2 separate regions of the Homo sapiens genome follow, and region 2 is linked to region 1. Evidence: read pairs that join two places in POLR2A ChIA-PET (ENCODE). Cell type or tissue: Panc1. All regions are shown on one strand. Links, peaks and the distances in the headings refer to the core of each region. The heading gives the core; the rest is flanking DNA.

Evidence for each region. Peaks named below come from ENCODE experiments on the same cell type or tissue, not always from the same donor. Only the 100,000 strongest peaks of a DNase experiment are listed, where the experiment ranks them.
Region 2: POLR2A ChIA-PET joins it to region 1 with 14 read pairs; 3 of 35 experiments call an interaction of 5 or more read pairs at or near these places.

Annotation. Positions count from the first base shown.
Region 1 is chr15:43,331,660-43,340,151 of GRCh38, forward strand. It overlaps MAPDA (N6-Methyl-AMP deaminase), which reads left to right. Exons shown (of 13, transcript NM_001324366.2): 2 at 241-341; 3 at 1,652-1,775; 4 at 3,286-3,511; 5 at 4,037-4,167; 6 at 4,967-5,027. The coding sequence starts at 3,449. Among named protein-coding and RNA genes, the nearest start is that of MAPDA, 5.2 kb to the left of the region's middle. In Panc1, for the core only: no CTCF peak of the experiment used is centred there; no DNase peak of the experiment used is centred there.
Region 2 is chr15:43,217,230-43,225,721 of GRCh38, forward strand. It overlaps EPB42 (erythrocyte membrane protein band 4.2), which reads right to left and starts at 3,789. Exons shown (of 13, transcript NM_001114134.2): 1 at 3,587-3,789. The coding sequence starts at 3,596. In Panc1, for the core only: no CTCF peak of the experiment used is centred there; no DNase peak of the experiment used is centred there; H3K27me3 peaks cover 283 bases.

The DNA.
Region 1 (8,492 bases), core at 356-8,355:
CGGTAATTGAAAAGTGACATTTAGATTTGGTGTTTAAAAGCTCATTAATGGCCTTAGGGAGAGCAGTTTCTGTGGAGCAATAAGGGCAGAATCCATGTTTCAGTGAATAGGAGGTGAGTTAAAGGAGGTATCCAGTCTAAATTATTATACTTTCGAGGAGCTTAACTCAGAAGGAAAAAAGGGTCAGGGCAGTGGCTAAAGAATATTGTGGGATAAAAGAGTCTTTTGTTTTGTTTTCAGGTGGAAGCAAATACTGCACATGCGTGTTGGTCCTGTGAGGGAAACCAGCTAGTGGAGAGGGAGAGGTTGAAGGAACAGAAAAATGAGAAGACAACTCACTGGTAGAGTAACTTGGAATAGATAGAAATGGGATCCTGGGCACGTATTAGTTGTGGGGATAGGAGAATGAATCCTTTATCTGTGACTCCTGATGGGGTAAAAAAAAGATTATGGATAATCATAAGCTCAGGTGTGAGGTAGGGCAGAGAGAAAAAGAAGGAATTTGCACCTGATGGCTTCTGTTTTCTCTGTAAAGTTGGTGACAGAGTTGTCAGTTTAGTGTAAGGCATTCAGATCTGATGGAACATTTGAGCAGTTTGAGAATTGCTTCTGAAGGGATTAGAAGAAGGGCTCACCTATGCCTGCTGGGTCAGTGGATCCTCACCTCTAAAATGAGATTAAGTACTGCTTCGTGAGGTATCTCAGGGTTGATTGAGGGGCAAATAGAAAAAAAAAAAAAGTTGAAGGACTTTGAAAAATACGTAGCACCATAGAAACAAATTTATTTAATGACAGGTTCCTAAAATGTAGGTGTTATGTCAAAAATACTACTTGTTTTGCAAAGACCAGATCAAGAAAAGTAATTAAAGAAGAAAGAGAATGGAGTAAAATTTCTGATTTCGATGCCTTATGATTTAGGCCGGGGGAGGAGGGGCCATTGTTTAAATCTCAGTTTATTCTTATATAAAATGGGGATAATAATATCTCAGGGGTTGTTGTGAGGATTTAAACAAAATAACTATCTAAGACACCACAGTGCCTGGCTCATGGTAAGTGCATAATAAACAGTAACAAATTTTTTTTTATTCTGAGTTCCCTTTTGGGGGAGTAGGTGGGAGCATGAAAAAAGTTCCCTGGGAGACAGGATACTTGCTTCTGGCCCTGCTCTAATATTGATGAAGTATTACTAACGTGGATCTTATCCCAGTGTTTGTTGCCTTCCGTCCCAGAGCAAAACCAGTCCAGAAAAGTTAAATTTGTCATGGCATGCTGTTGTTGGTATCCATGTTTTAGGCAAGGAACAACAATTTTTTTTAATGTGTAAAGATTATGATTGCTTAGTTGCTTTTTAATTTCCATAGGTTAACATTGTAGCCAGTGGGTCAGTAAATTTACTCACAGCTAGTTAAAGGTCAGTCTGGAGGATGGTTTGAATGGGGCACAAATTAAGGTCAGGATCCTGGAGTAAAATTGAAAATCTGGCCGGGCGCAGTGGCTCGCTCCTGTAATCCCAGCTCAGGCTGGTGGATCACTTGAGCCCAGGAGTTTGAGACCAGCCTGGGCAACATGGTGAGACCCCGTCTCTACAAAAAAAATTTTATATAAAATTAGATGGGCATTGTGGTGCATGCCTGTGATCTCTGCTGCTTAGGAGGCTGAAGTGGGAGGATCGCTTGAGTCTGGAAGCTTGAGACTGCAGCAAGCTGTGATCGTGACACTGCACTCCAGCCTGGGCAACAAAGTAAGATCCTGTCTCAAAAGAAAAAAAAAAAAAGGTATGTTTTTCCATTTTAATTAAATCATTTATGTTTTTCGGTAGAGATATTAAATGCCATTGATTAAATAGTCCATCTTTTTCATTTTTTACTATTTATTAAGCACTTACTATGGCATTACTTTGAAATGCCATGTTTATCTCATACTAAGTAGGCCTTTCTATGGATTTCTATGGCTATGTTTAGTCCTATACAAACTACTTTCTTTATTGTACATTTTAATATCTTGGTAACTTATTTAACCCCACTCAGTATCAATTTATTGATTTTCAATACAGTAATATTTCACAAAGTTATTTCAAGGATTAAAGATAACATTATTAAAAGCGCTTGTCACATACCTGTTAGGTTCCAAATACATGGAAACTGTTATTCTTAAACATCATCCTCATTAATACGTGAGAACCCAGAGAGTCAAGGTGGCTAGTTTGAAAATCACTAAATTTCACTTGGAATTTTATCTTCACTTATAAACCACTTTCAGAAGTGAAGGGAAATTATGATTGATTTATCACCTACAGTGTGCTAGGCACTGTGCTAAGTGTTAGAGTGGTGGAATAATTCAAAGGACCTGTCCTCAAGGAACTTACAGTCTGGTGAGAGAGAAAGACAAGTATATCAGTGATTGAGATATCAGTGTGATTAAATGCTGAGTTAAAGGCAGTGACTGGCTCATGTGGGAACATAGATGAGGGGAATTTAAAATACTTTATTAATCGTCACTGCTACTTTGCATTTTTAATCCCATTTTTGTAAATAAAGAAACTGAAGCCATGAAGGTGAGTGACTAAGGCCACACAGCTTCTAACCTGTAGAGCTGGTAAAAGGACAAACCTAGGTCCATCTAATGCCAGCACCTCTGTTCTTCTTTTATATATTTTAAACAATTCAAAATTTAAAATTTTATTTTTGGCCGGGCATGGTGGCTCATGCCTGTAATCCTAGCACTTTGGGAGGCTGAGGCGGGTGGATCACTTGAGGTCAGGAGTTCGAGACCAGCCTGGCCAACATGGTGAGACCCTGTCTCTATTAAAAATACAAAAATTGGCCAGGTGTGGTGGCATGTACCTGTAATCCCAGCTACTTGGGAAGCTGAGGCAGGAGAATCACTTGAACCCAGGAGATAGAGGCTGCAGTGAGCTGAGACCATGCCAGTGTACTCCAGCCTGGGTGACAGAGGGAGACTGTCTCAAAAAAATTATATATATATATATATATATATATATATATTTTATCCAAAGTAGGCCTTATAAAATTTTGAATTTTTGAAGTCGTTGTATAGAAGGTGCCAATAGTTAAGGAATATACTCTACTAAATGTCAGGTTTTAGTACACCTCTTATAAGCTTGAGGTCTTTTCCTGTTTCCAGTTTATGTTGTTTACTAATCGTTTTCCCACCTTAGACACACTTAAGTTAGTTTTAGAGGAGCTTTTGCCTTTTAAAGAAAAAATTAACAAAATCCTGTTTCTTTGCTTTTACATCTGAAAATATTAACATTTGTTAAAATAGGTGAAGCTGAACCCAGATCTACACATACAGCTAATCTTACCAAAATGTGTGGAAGTAAAGCAATCTGAAGGAAATTCAGTACCATACAATTTACTGACTGAAATACATCATATTGCTCATACTAAGAATAAGAGTGGAGAAGAATCATTTTTTTCCTGCTAAAATGATAGAGGCAGAAGAGCAACAGCCTTGCAAGACAGACTTCTATTCTGAATTGCCAAAAGTGGTGAGAATTCAACTACAGAAATCTTGAGTGGTTGCTAATTATAATGACTTTGATGTTGCTTCTTTTCATCAAAGTAAATTTTGGCTGGGCGCAGTGGCTCATGCCTGAAATTCTGGCGCTTTGGGAGGCCAAGGCGGGTGGATTCACCTGAGGTCAGGAGTTTGAGACTAGACTGGCCAACATGGCAAAACCCCATCTCTACTAAAAATACAAAAATTCGCTGGGCTTGGTGGCATGCCTGTAGTCCCAGCTACTCAGGAGGCGGAGGCAGGAGAATCGCTTGAACCCAGGAATCGGAGGTTACAGTGAGCTGAGATCGCACCAGTGTACTCCAGCCTGGGTGACAGAGGGAGACTCCATCTCAAAAAAAGAAAAAGTAAATTTTGTAGGCAAAATTTGTAAACTTTATTATGTAGCTAAATCTAGTAAGCAGTTTGCCTATTGCAAACTACCAACATTAAGTACTTGGTAAGATGCTATGAATCTATTGGATATTTGATAAGTTTTACTGGTTGTATCTCTTAGGAACTTCATGCCCACTTGAATGGATCCATTAGTTCTCATACCATGAAGAAATTAATAGCCCAGAAGCCAGATCTTAAAATCCACGATCAGATGACTGTGATTGACAAGGGAAAGAAAAGAACTTTGGAAGAGTAAGTGTGGGGAGGTTGTGGACATACTCCTTTTTTTCTCTATCAGTATTTTGAGATTGTAAGTAGTATGTAAGAATTCAGATTTTGGTAAACAGAAATAGGGTTGGCATGTGGTGTGGAGCATATATCTTAACATACAACATTTTTTTCCAGCTGTTAGACTGTTGACAGTATTTCTAGTGATTTCTGTTGTTTGTGAAGTTATATTGGGATATTCTTTCTTTTCTTTTTTTGAGACAGGATCTCACTTTGTTGCCTAGACTGGAGTGCAGTGGCGTGACCACAGATCACTGCTGCCTTGACCTCTGGGGCTCAAGCAGTCCTCCTATCTTAGCATCCCAAGTAGCTGGGACCACAGGTGCACGCCACCATGACTGGCTAATGTTTTTTTAATTTTTTTAGAGATGGGGGTCTCCCTATGTTGCCCAGGCTGGTCTCAAACTCCTGGCCTCAAGCTATCCACTCGCCTTGGCTTCTTAAAGTTCTGGGATTACAGGCATGAGCCATTATACCCAGCATGTGATAGTCTTTAGATTTGAAAATATAGGCATATTGAATTTCCCCATGTCAGGTGTGGGTTGGAGAAGGGGTACTATTATTTCCCACTTAAAAATATCAGTAATGTTTTATTTTCTATCATTTGATTATCTTTCCAGATCAATGTAATTTTTGAAACATCTATTCTGTAGTTCTTTGTAAATATAAATATATATTTACTATTAGCCTAAAATTTAATTCATTCAGTTAGTGAGTTTCTTTGATGACTAGATTATGTTAAAACTTTTCATTCATGTTGCAGATGTTTCCAGATGTTTCAAACTATTCATCAGCTTACTAGTAGCCCTGAAGATATTCTAATGGTAAGACATGAAGGAATTTTTAGAATGGTTTAAAAATTATGAAGTAATTTCCTTCCATTATTGCACATGGCCTTTCATTTTTGCTCTCATTAAGAGTGATGAAAAATGTTTTCTCTATTATGGCAACTCTTCAAAACCTATGTAAGTCATTTGCCTAAGAGCTAGTACAGAAAAACTGTGTTTCTTGTAAAAGATATGAGGAAAGAACCATGAAGAGCATCTTCTATAGGATAGAGGATGATATGGAAGAGAAAATTTGGTCCTGTTTTTCATATATAACATACATATATGAAATATTAGGGCTGGGCGTGGTGGCTCACGCCTGTAATCCCAGCACTCTGGGAGGCCGAGGTGGGCGGATCACAAGGTCAGGAGTTGGAGACCATCCTGGCTAACACGGTGAAACCCTGTCTCTACTAAAAATACAAAAAAAAAAAAAATTAGCCGGGCATGGTGGCGGGTGCCTGTAGTCCCAGCTACTCGGGAGGCTGAGGTAGGAGAATGATGTGAACCCGGGAGGTGGAGCTTGCGGAGAGCCGAGATCGCGCCACCGCACTCCAGCCTGGGCAACAGAGCGAGACTCCGTCTCAAAAAAAAAAAAAAAAAAAAAGAGAAGTATTAGACCACAGATGGGGATATCCTTAATAAGGCATTGTCTGTATTACATAGGAGACTTACTGTATGGGTGGACATTATAGAGAAGGAAGAAGTTCAAGAAGAGCTTAGAGAGTAAGTGATTAATCCCTAGGGAAATTGTGCTTTCCCTCTGAGGGCACAAAGGATACCACTGTGTTCTCTTATCTGAAGCTCCATGATACTAGAGTCTGACATGGAAGATTGTCTTCTGTATCATTGATCTGACTAGGATGGCATTTTAAAATGTTCTCTTTCTAAATGGAGAGAAGCAAAATTGTGTCAGTGATCTTAACCAGTAGAAAAAAAATGCAAAGAAAGTATAACCTGTTTCTGGAGAGGTAACTTTTGACTGATCAAGCAAAAATTTTCCTCTTTGGTAAAGACTGATCTTCATGATAAGTGGTAAGTAAATTAAGCACCTTTTAGAGGAGAGGTAACTCTAATAGTTTCATTCAACAAAAGTTGACTGAGTGCCCACAATGTTCCAGGCACTGTGCTAAAGTCTGAGAGAGATTGACACAGTTTCTGCCCCTGAGAAATTTATAATTAGGTTGGAGAGACAGACCCATAAGCAGATACTGCAACATAGTGTGGTAAGCTCTGCATTAGACACACACATAAGGATTTATAGGGAACCAAAAGGGCATTCTCTAAGCAGCGTCTCAAAAGATACCATTGAACATAGCTAAGAATATCCACCACAGGGGCCCTGGTCTCACTTTGTTGATGAGTGTTATAGAGCAAAATGATTAAATTGAAACTTTGACAGTTTAATACTCTATGGGTATATTAATGGCATGCTTGTTGCTACATTCATTTCAAAATGAAAGTTGAAAAGCTTTATTAAATGAAGTGAGAAGATTCTGTGCATTTGACCTAGTGCTACTAGGTGGTTCAGAGGGTGACAATGGGGTGCCCCATATGATAAATGAAACGTCTATGAGGATAAACTAAGAGATTGTAAATGTAGAACTGAGTGTGAGGGAGATCACTTAAAACTCTAGTCAAGGTGACCTGGGTATAATCTCAAAGAGAGGATTGGAGTGTGGCTGAAAAAATGATACTTGTTATTACATGTACCAGACATTATTCTTAGGACTACTTTCAGAAGTAGGTATTTTTATTGTTCCCTTTTTGTAGATGAAAAAATAGGCTTAAAGAGGTTAAGTGTAACTTGCTTAAGATCACACACACAGAGTAAGTGGCAGTACTATCTGGTTGCAGAGCTCATGCTCTTTCCCATTCAAGCTTATACAGTCTTAGAGAGGTTTGAGTAAGTAGGAACTTAACTAATTGTGATGTACTTTGTCTGGAAAAAGAATTTGAATAGATATTCTCAGTCCAGCGCATAGGAGAGGAAAGCCCAAAGAGCTGTTCTCAGTACCTACCGCACTACCTGCTGCACATCACAGAAAGGGCTAAATCTGGCAAACACAGATGTAGACCCCAGGGAAATGTTCTTGGATGTGGGTTAGGGATGGTTCTGTAGGCTTCACTGTGGCCTAGATAAATCTTCCTCCCTTTGTTCTTGCTCCATACTTGTTAGTTTTTCATTGTTCATTTGGTTTTACAGGTACCTAGCCACTCAGAAAGAGGGAGCCTTGGATAGTAGTCACTGAAAAGGACTACTATTTCAAACCCTCACTTCAACCGTATTCCTCGTTGTCAAACAGCTTTCTGCATTAGTCTCATGTGAGCTGGGGTAGCTGAGTGTGGGTCTGTTCTGTTCTGGGGCAGTGACAAGATCCAGATTCCTCAACCTATTAATACAAAGGTGAGGCCACAATTTCATGGTGTCAGTGACAGCAAGAGGGAGTTCCTGGAGTAGCAGTGCCGTGGGGCCAATGCCATTCATGATGGCATGGAGGCTGCAGTATCATGCTCCTTGGAGGAGGCAGCAGTGGTATCTTGCTTGGTCCTGGAGTTTCATGTGATTTAGAATGCAGATGTATTATCTTTGGCTGTGTATTCTCAGAATCTGGGTCTTTAGACCTCTTGATGAAACTGAGCTACCCATTCCACTTACATTATAATAAGTTCATTTTTGTCTTTAGTGGAAAAAGAAAAAAGAAGAGGCCTACAACTTGGATTGCTATGAATTCACCAAGGTAGTGCCATACTGTTAGGCACTGTATGTATGAACAGCCAGCCCCTCTTGCTTTGCCAGGACACTGCACTCACATGCTTGTGTGTGTGTAGTCAAAGCAGATTAAGATTAGGATACCAACTGTAAGGACTAATTACGGCAGTTTGTCACAGCTTCGCCAACCTAGCCTTTTTTTCTTCTAGATTTTTTAGGATTGAAGGCAGAAAGGAAAAACATCCTTCAGGAAATCCTTCAGGAACTTTTGGATTATTGAGATTTGCACTAAATTGGATACAGTTTTACTCATATTTATCACCTACTTTCTTTGCCCTAAGTACTTCTCGAGAAAATTTAACCCTGCCAGAATTTATTGAAAAATGTAACTTATTCCTAAATAACTTGAATAAAAACCTTAAGCCATGACTTCAAATAGCACATCAGTAATACCTAATCATTTTAGCTGTTTATTTCTGTATGTGCATTTCCTAGCAGTCTACACATACAGATGGTTCCAGCTGGTTTTAGTTTTGCACCATTTCTCTATTTTATCAATCTGCTATTATAAATACTAGGAAATAAATGTTTAAAAGGGGGAAAAGAAGCAAAGGGTGTAGCTGATGTGCAGATTGGGATTGAATGTGGGAATGAGGGGTGATGGGAGTGATTGGAAATATTGCAGCCCTGCATAGTCTCCATCAGGGATGTGACAAAGTGGATAATCTCTACCACGTGAGAAACTTCCA
Region 2 (8,492 bases), core at 1-8,000, 110 kb before region 1:
GTTTAAAAGTGTGTAGCACCTCCTCCTTCACTCTCTCTCTCTCTTTCCCACCAGCCATGTGAAGATGTGCTTGCTTCCCCTTCACATTCTGCCATGATTGTAAGTTTCCTGAGGCCTCCCCAGGAGCAGAAGCTTGTATAGCCCGCAGAACCATGAGCCAGTTAAACTTCTTTTCTTTATAAATTACCCCATCTCAGGTATGTCTTTATAGCAGTGTGAGAACCGACTAATACAAGAGGGAAGAAAAAAACAAGGAGTAGAGAAGTCAAAAGATATGTTCAGCAAGCGCAAGATAAGGAACAATGCTGGAAAAAAAGTTGGTTTTTTTGTTTTGTTTTGTTTTTGCAGCAAAGGAATTGTGTACTTTTTGTTCCTTTAATAGCAGAAGGCCATTGGGAATCTCCTTGGTCTGAAAGGCAGCCTGCAGTTTTTGCACTGGCTCAACTGCCACAAGAGAGAAACTATGGCTTTTGCTCACAGGTATGAAATGAGGTCTAACCCACTTCAGGGAAGTGATATGACCCTGATAGCAAGGTCCTTTAGACTACAAGACGGATCTTGTCAAATTCAGGATACTCCTACTTCAAATTTTCCTCAATTCCCAGTCTCTCTGACTTAGAGCTGAAGAGTAGAGGGGAAGGATGTTCTACTTTTCTTTCACTGGTGATGGGGATGATAGAAGATGCCAATGATGTCTATTTAGGGCAAAAGAACTGACATTATTGAATATGAAGAAATGTGAAAGTGTGCAGAGGAGGGAAGGAACCTCTCTGTGTCTGGTCCTCATGTCCCTGGGTGCCCCTTGCATCCTTGTATCCCCCTCCTCCACTTGGCTTGGTCAGGCCATGGCTATAGATAAAGTAGCCATGGGGAGGCTGGGATTTGTAAACTGAAGTACAGCAGCACTCAGAAACCAAAAACGATTCCTCTTTCTGCTTAGCACAAAGCTCGTGCTGGGGCCCAGGGTAAGCCCTGCCTCTGCAGACTGGTTGAGTTGGATTGGATGGTGGAATGCCTTAGTCACATCCTAAGTCATATGACTTGAGCCTCCGTGTATCCGAACCCACGTAATGACCATAGTGTTACGGCAAGAGTCACTAGAATTCATTTGGATTCTTGTTCTGTCTAGAAGGCTCCCACCATCTCTTCTCTACCTGGCAGATGTCTACTCATCTTCCAAGATCCAAAGGCACCCACCTCTGTAGCCTTCACTGACTCCTCCTGGCAGAGGTCAGTCCTCTGGACTCCCACAGTACTCTGCTCCACTTTCTTCAGCACTTATCCCATTTGATACCCATCACCTGCTTAGTCCTCTGCTCCCCTTTTCACTGTGAGCTCCCCAAGATACAGTGCTTTCTCATATCTGCATCCTCTGTCCCAGCAGAACTCAATAGATAGCCAATCAGTGTTTGCTCCGTCAATGAATGGATGAGAACATTGAGACGGCCTTAAAGGAGATTTTCTCAGATACATCACAGGGGCCTCAGGCCCCCACCTGTGCTGCCAGACCCTCGCAGGGCCCCTGAGGTTTCTGCATTCTTTAGGTCTGCCTGGTTTCTTGGTTTATCTCTGCCTCTGCCCCTTTTAGGTGGATTCATTGACTCCTGCCTCCCCTTCTCTCCCACTGGGTCTTGAGGCAATGATACCTTCGTGTTTTCTCACCATCTCCTATTTGTACCACAGCCCATGAGAAGTTGTGTTAACCCGGAGATCATGTGGAATGCTCTTCAGAGGTGCACAATACCCCACCCTCCTCCCTCTCTGCCTTTCACAATACCCCAGAGCTGCCTCAGATGTGCCCCTCAAGCAGTTCTGTGTTTAACGACTGGCTGGGGGGAGGGGGCGGTGAGGGGAAAGGGCGTACTGAGTTACAGCATTTGCCAAGTTCTGTTGTGTAAACTACGCCCCCTGTGGCCAGTCTGAAGCTACTGAGGTGATGTCAGCAAGCGCAGAGCTGTGAAGAGGCGCGGACTGGCACATCATCATGTGGTTTTTCCAGCACAGAGATACAGGAGACATAAACGCCCTCAAGAACATAAAGGTAAAAAGGAGTAAAATACGTAGGAAGTGATGAGTTTAGAGTACTTATTATCTTTCTTTTTAATATAAATTTTTTACTTGTAAGTTTATACAATTTAATTTTTAATAATGCCTGTGTTTAAGAACTGGTTCACAAGGTTCCTCAAAATTTAGCAATTGGCTCTTGCAAGTCAGCACAAGCCAGCTCCAGCCACTGCAGCATGTCATGAGTTCATACTCAGTGATTCTCATCTGGTGGCTACTGGGCCCTCTGCCACCCACTGCCTGGAAAGAATTTAGTGCCCAGGGGCATCCTCTGGTTTGGGACTAGACTAAACAATCTCCTGATATCTTTGTGTTTCTCTGATTGAGTAGATTTTAATTTGTCTGGTCTCTACAGAATAAAAAGAACGATTTGGCCAGGCGCAGTGGCTCACGCCTGTAATCCCAGAACTTTGGGAGGCCGAGGCGGAGGATCACGAGGTCAAGAGATCGAGACCATCCTGGCCAACAAGGTGAAACTCCGTCTCTACTAAAAATACAAAAAATTAGCCGGGCATGGTGGTGGGTGCCTGTAGTCCCAGCTACTCAGAAGGCTGAGGCAGGAGAATCACTTGAACCCAGGAGGCGGAGGTTGCAGTGAGCCGAGATTGCGCCACTGAACTCTAGCCTGGTGACAGAGAGAGACTCCGTTTAAAAAAAAAAAAAAAAAGGACAATTTATTGGTGTCTGCCCTATTTTCACAAGACGTGGCTGAGATTATTGACTTAATTCACCCAGAGTTCTTTTTCTTCCCTTCTCAGCTGTTGGTCTCAGCGTCAGTTGCCCTCCGCACACCAGACCAACCAGGGCAGGGGAGTGAGGCAGTTTCTATAGCAACAGAACCACAGCTGCACCCCACTGTCCCCACACCTCTGCACCATTTCCCTCTGCCTACCCGCTTGCTTCTCCCAGGACACAAAACAGCCAGGCAATTCCCAGGCCAGGATATAATAATTCCTGCCAAGAGTGCTGCGACTCTGACCACCTGTGTTGGTTTCTTGCTTTGTGTCTGCCTCTGCCCCTTTTAGGTGGATTCCCTGACTCCCTCCTCTCCTTCTCTCCCATTTGGTGTAGAAGCTGTGACACCTTCATGCTACCCAGGGTGTCTCTCATTTGTATCAGTAAGCTGTGAACACTTATGCTATGATGACCTTGGGATAAGAATATAAATCCATGTTAACCACCATCACCATCTCACCATCATACAACTATCATGACCAGTTTACCCCAACATGCTACCCCATAACCACCCCACAGCAACATCACCATCACCTCCGCCTCCGCCTCCACCAGCACCCATCATCACACCACGCTCCACAGCCAGCTCACTATCACCTCTACCAGCACCCACCTACCACACCCCCCCCCCACAGCCACCTCATTATCACCAGTACCCCCTCCCCCACCATAGTTATACCACCATCTCCCCGCCTACCATCCATCCCACTTCCTTTAATGAAAACAGGTGATGCTGCGGGGGCTGCATACAGTCCAGCAAGCCCTGTCGAGCGCTGGCTTGGCTCACCCTGTCCCATGGTTGCAGGCCGCTCCTCTTATCCACTTGGCCGCAGAAAGCGCCTCTCTCAAACTGTTGCTTCTGGGCTCCTTCTGGGCTTTCTGTCTTCCAGACAGAAAATATGAAGGCACTTTTGTTGGCTTAAGAATCTGGAAATAGCAAAACCTCCCCCCACTACTCCTGTGAGCACCCTGACATGTTTCTTCTCTCCTACTCCCTCTCTGCTGGTATCTCCTGGACCAGTTACTGGGAGTAACCCTGTTCATTTTATCTCTTGTGCCAGGAGGCCCAGGCAGGAATACGCCTGGCAGCCCTGGGGGAGGGGGTGGGATGGGGAAGACCTGCCAACTAGAGAAGCCTAGAACAAACCTTGAAGCCTCTTGCTTCAGTGGTCTCAAGAGACTCTCAGAGATGTTATCTGGACTGCACTGGAAGACTCTGGAAGAGAGGAGGCCACAAACAGGAGTCCCATATCCAACTCCAAATCTCAGGCCCTAAACGTGACAGGGGCTGCAAGTTGCAAGATGTTCATGGGCTGTTTTGATAATAGAGAGAACACGTGCATCTGCAATTTATCTGTGTGAAAAAGATAAGGAAGTAGAATTTGTTGGTGAAAAATAAATGTATTAAAAGTAGAAGCTGGGGCCCCAACTCTTCCAAGCCTACCTGGTCTGGGACCCTCTACCAGAGAAGGTTGGGAACTATCTTGGGACTCAGGCCCTATGTCTTTTCAATTTTTCTTTCTTTAGTTCCTGAAGAGACAAGAGAAGGATCTCATATTTGGCCCTACCTGGGCTTGTGAAACTGTGTTACCAGAAGCACTTTCAGGGCAGCTGTACTTGCTGCATATACATGAGACGTCTATAGAATGATATAAAACACACTGCCAAAAATATTGGTTGCCTGTGGGGAGGGGATCTGGGCAGTGGGGTAGAAAGGTTATCTTTCTGCTGTTTACTCTTTTATACTTTTAAAACTTTGAACTTTTGAACTCATTTGAAGGATCTTATTATGTAAAAAAAAAAAAAAAAAAAAAAAATGAAACTTCTGCCTTTCACTAGCGCAGTGGCTCATGCCTGTAATCCCAGCACTTTGGGAAGCCAAGTCAGGCGGATCACCTGAGGTCAGGAGTTCGAGACCAGCCTGGCCAATATGGTGAAACCCTCTCTCTACTAAAAATACAAAAATTAGCTGGGCGTGGTGGCAGGCGCCTGTACTCCCAGCTACTCAGGAGGCTAAGGCAGAAGAATTGCTTGAACCTGGGAGGCTGAGGTTGCAGTGAGCCAAGATCGTGCCACTGCACAGCCAGCATGGAGCAAGACTCCATCTCAGAAAAAAAAAAAAAAATCCTTCATAAGAAATGAAGAAGTTAATTTTTCATTATTTGAAGATGTCATTTTTTACCTGGAAAACTTGAATCTACTAACAATGATTATAAAAGGTAATTTAGTGAGCTGGCTAATACCAAAAGTATAGAAGCCAATAGTTTTCATACCTGCAATCAATAACAAGTCAGAAACTGTAATTAAAGACCCAACCTATAATAGCAACAACAACAAAAGGTGAAATTTCTAGAAATAAACTTAAGAAATGTGAAGTGCTGTCAGTAAAACACTTGGAAACGGTATGGAGGGACACCAAATAAGACTTGAGCAGATAAAAAGGAAGATCACCATCCTGTGTAGGACAACTCAACTTTATAAAGCGGTCATTTCTTCCCAAGTTGATCTTAAGTTTAATTCATTCCCAATAAAAACACCAAGATTGTTTTTTGAAACTAGGTAAACTGATTCTAAGGTTCAAAAGGAAATTTCTAAGATAATAATAAAGTGTGACCAGCCTTCCTAGATATGAACACATAATATGATATTACTGTAATTGAAAAGTCCATAGATCAAAATACATGTATTAAATGTATGCTAAATGTGGCACTTCAAATCCATGGGGAAATGAAGGATTTATCAGTAAATGATTTTGGGACAACTAGCTTGTCAAAATACAGTTGGCTTCCTATCTTATGCCACACATCAAAATAAATTTCAGATGGATCAAAACTCTTATTAAATTCTTAAAGTAATAGAAGAAAAAATGAGACACTTCTTCTTAAGTTAACTTGGGAAAACCTTTAAAAATATTATGCAAAACTCAGAAGACAAAAAGAAAATACTGAGAAATTTGATTCCTTAAAAATTTTTAAATGGAAATATTCACAATGTTAAAAGATATGCAGATGGGGCACGGTGGCTCACACCTGTAATCCCAGAACTTTGGGAGGCCGAGGCGGGTGGATCACGAGGTCAGGAGTTTGAGACCAGCCTGGCCAACTTGGTGAAACCCCATGTCTACTAAAAATACAAAAAATTAGCTGAGCGTGGTGGCATGTGCCTGTAATCCCAGCTACTTGGGAGGCTGAGGCAGGAGAATAGCTTGAACCCGGGAGGTTGGAGGTTGCGGTGAGCTGAAACTGGGCCACTGTGCTCCAGCCTGGGCCACAGAGTGAGAATCCGTCTCAAAAACAAAACAAAACAAGATATGCAACAAGTTGGGTAAAATATTTGAAACTCATATCACGAAGGATTAATCTCCTTAATATAAAAGATGCCTATAAATCAATAAGAAAAGAATAACAAACTATTAGAAAAATGAGTAAAGGATATGATAGACAATTCACAGAAAAGGAAATAAAAATGTCTATCAATTCCATGGAAAGATGTTCAGCCTCATTTAATAAAAATGCAAAATAAAAACACCCTGAGATATCATTCTTTCTTCACCTATTAGATTGGCAAAGATAAAAGAGTTTGACAACATTTTGAGTTGGTGATGTTTTAGGAAAATAGTTGCTCTCTTATAATACTAGTGGGAGTGCAAATTTAAATTGGTGCAGCCTCGGCTGGGCGCGGTGGCTCATGCCTGTAATCCCAGCACTTTGGGAGGCAGGTGAATCACTTGAGGTCAGGAGTTCGAAACCAGCCAGGCCAAGATGGTGAAAACCAATCTCTACTAAAAATACAATAATTAGCCAGACATGGTGGTGGGTGCCTGTAATCTCAGCTACTCAGGAGACTGAGACATGAAAATCGCTTGACCTGGTGGGTGGAGGTTGCAGTTAGCCAAGATCATGCCACTGTATTCCAGCCTTGACAACAGAGCAAGACATTGTCTCAAAAAAATAGAAATAAATAAATTAATTAATAAATAATTGGTGCAGCCTCTCCAAATTTGTGCAGCCTCTACGGAGAGTGTTAGTCAGACTGGGTGGCTTAAACAACAGATATTTATGTTTTCACCCTTCTGTAGGATGGAAGTTCAAGATCAGGGCCTTTAGGCTTGGTGTCTGGTGAAGGCTCTCTTCCTCACATGCCCTCTTCCCTGTGTCCACGCGGAAAGAGAAAGATCTCTGGTGTCTTTTCCTTTTCGTCTTCTTATAAGGACATCATTCCTATTGGATTGAAGCCCATTCTTATGACCCCACTTCACCTTTATTACCTTCTTATAGGTCCCATCTCCAAATACAGTCACATTGGGGGTTAGGGCTTCAACATATGAATTTTTGGGGAGGACACAATTCAGTCCAGAACAAAGGGAAATTAAGTGGTTTCTACCAAAACTTTAAATGTCTATACTTTTTGCTGCTCTGCCTATGGATTAGCCATTCTTTATTCCTTTACTTTCTTAATAAACTTGCTCTCACTTAAAAAAAAAAAAGTCTATACTTTTGATTCAGCCATTCTACTTCTAGGTATTTATCATACAAATGATCAAACAGGTGTAAAATGAAATTTATACAAGTATATTCAAGGCATTGATATTTATAATAGCCAAATACTAGAAACTACCTAAACATCCATGCATAAGGTATTAGGTAGATAAATTATGGAACATGCATTCAATAAAATACATAAAGGTGAAAAAGAATGAAGTAGCTCTATATAAAAGGATGTGGAACAATCTCCAAGCTTGATTTGTATGTTTGTTTATTTGTTTTGAGACAGGGTCTTGCTCTGTCACCCAGGCTGGAGTGCAGTGGTGCAATCATGGCTCACTGCAGCCTCAACCCCTGGGCTCAAGTGATCCTCCCACTTCAGCCTCCAGAGTAGCTGGGACTACAGGCATGTGCCACTACATCTGGCTAATTTTTATTTTTTGTAGAGATGGGGTCCCACTATGTTTCCCAGGCTGGTCTTGAACTCCGGTGCTCAAGTGATCCCCCAGCCTTGGCCTCCCAAAGTGTTGGGATCACAGGCATGAGCCACCGCGCCCAGTCCAAGCTGTATTGTTAAGTGGAATAAGCAAGGTAGAGAACAATGTGAATAGTATACTATCTTTGTGTAAAGGGTATGTGTGCGTGGGGAGAATATATATGAATTTGCTTGTGTTTATATAGACTATTTCTAGAAAATTATTGCTTCTAGATAGAGACATCAGTGCCTAGGCACAAGGCTTTTTTCTATATACCCTTTGTATCTTTGTGCCATGAACTTGTATTTATGTGTTAATATTTTTAAAGTAACAAAAACTTTTAGGGGAAAGAAAAGTCTGGCTGAAAGAACTATTTTCACCACAGAGGGCCCCTTACCTAGGAGAGCAATGGGGAGGTTGTGGGCTGGTCTCCCTTTGGGGAATGTGTTCTCCTTCTGGTTCTAGCAAAGAGAATCTTCTCTTTCCCGGTACAGTTCCCATGAGAGCTTCACAGAGATCCAGTCTCTGGCAGTATTTCAGTCGGGGCACTTTCTGAGGTACCGTTAGGAACTGTTAGGAACCGCGTTAGATACTGGTGGTACAGCAGTAAAGCTCTATAGACGCGTCTCTGCCACCAAGGAGCTTCTATTCCAGCAGGGGGAGACAAACAATACTAAGTGCGTACACCATTAGCTATTTCTCTGTCAAGTGTGCCAAATGCTGTAAAAAAGAA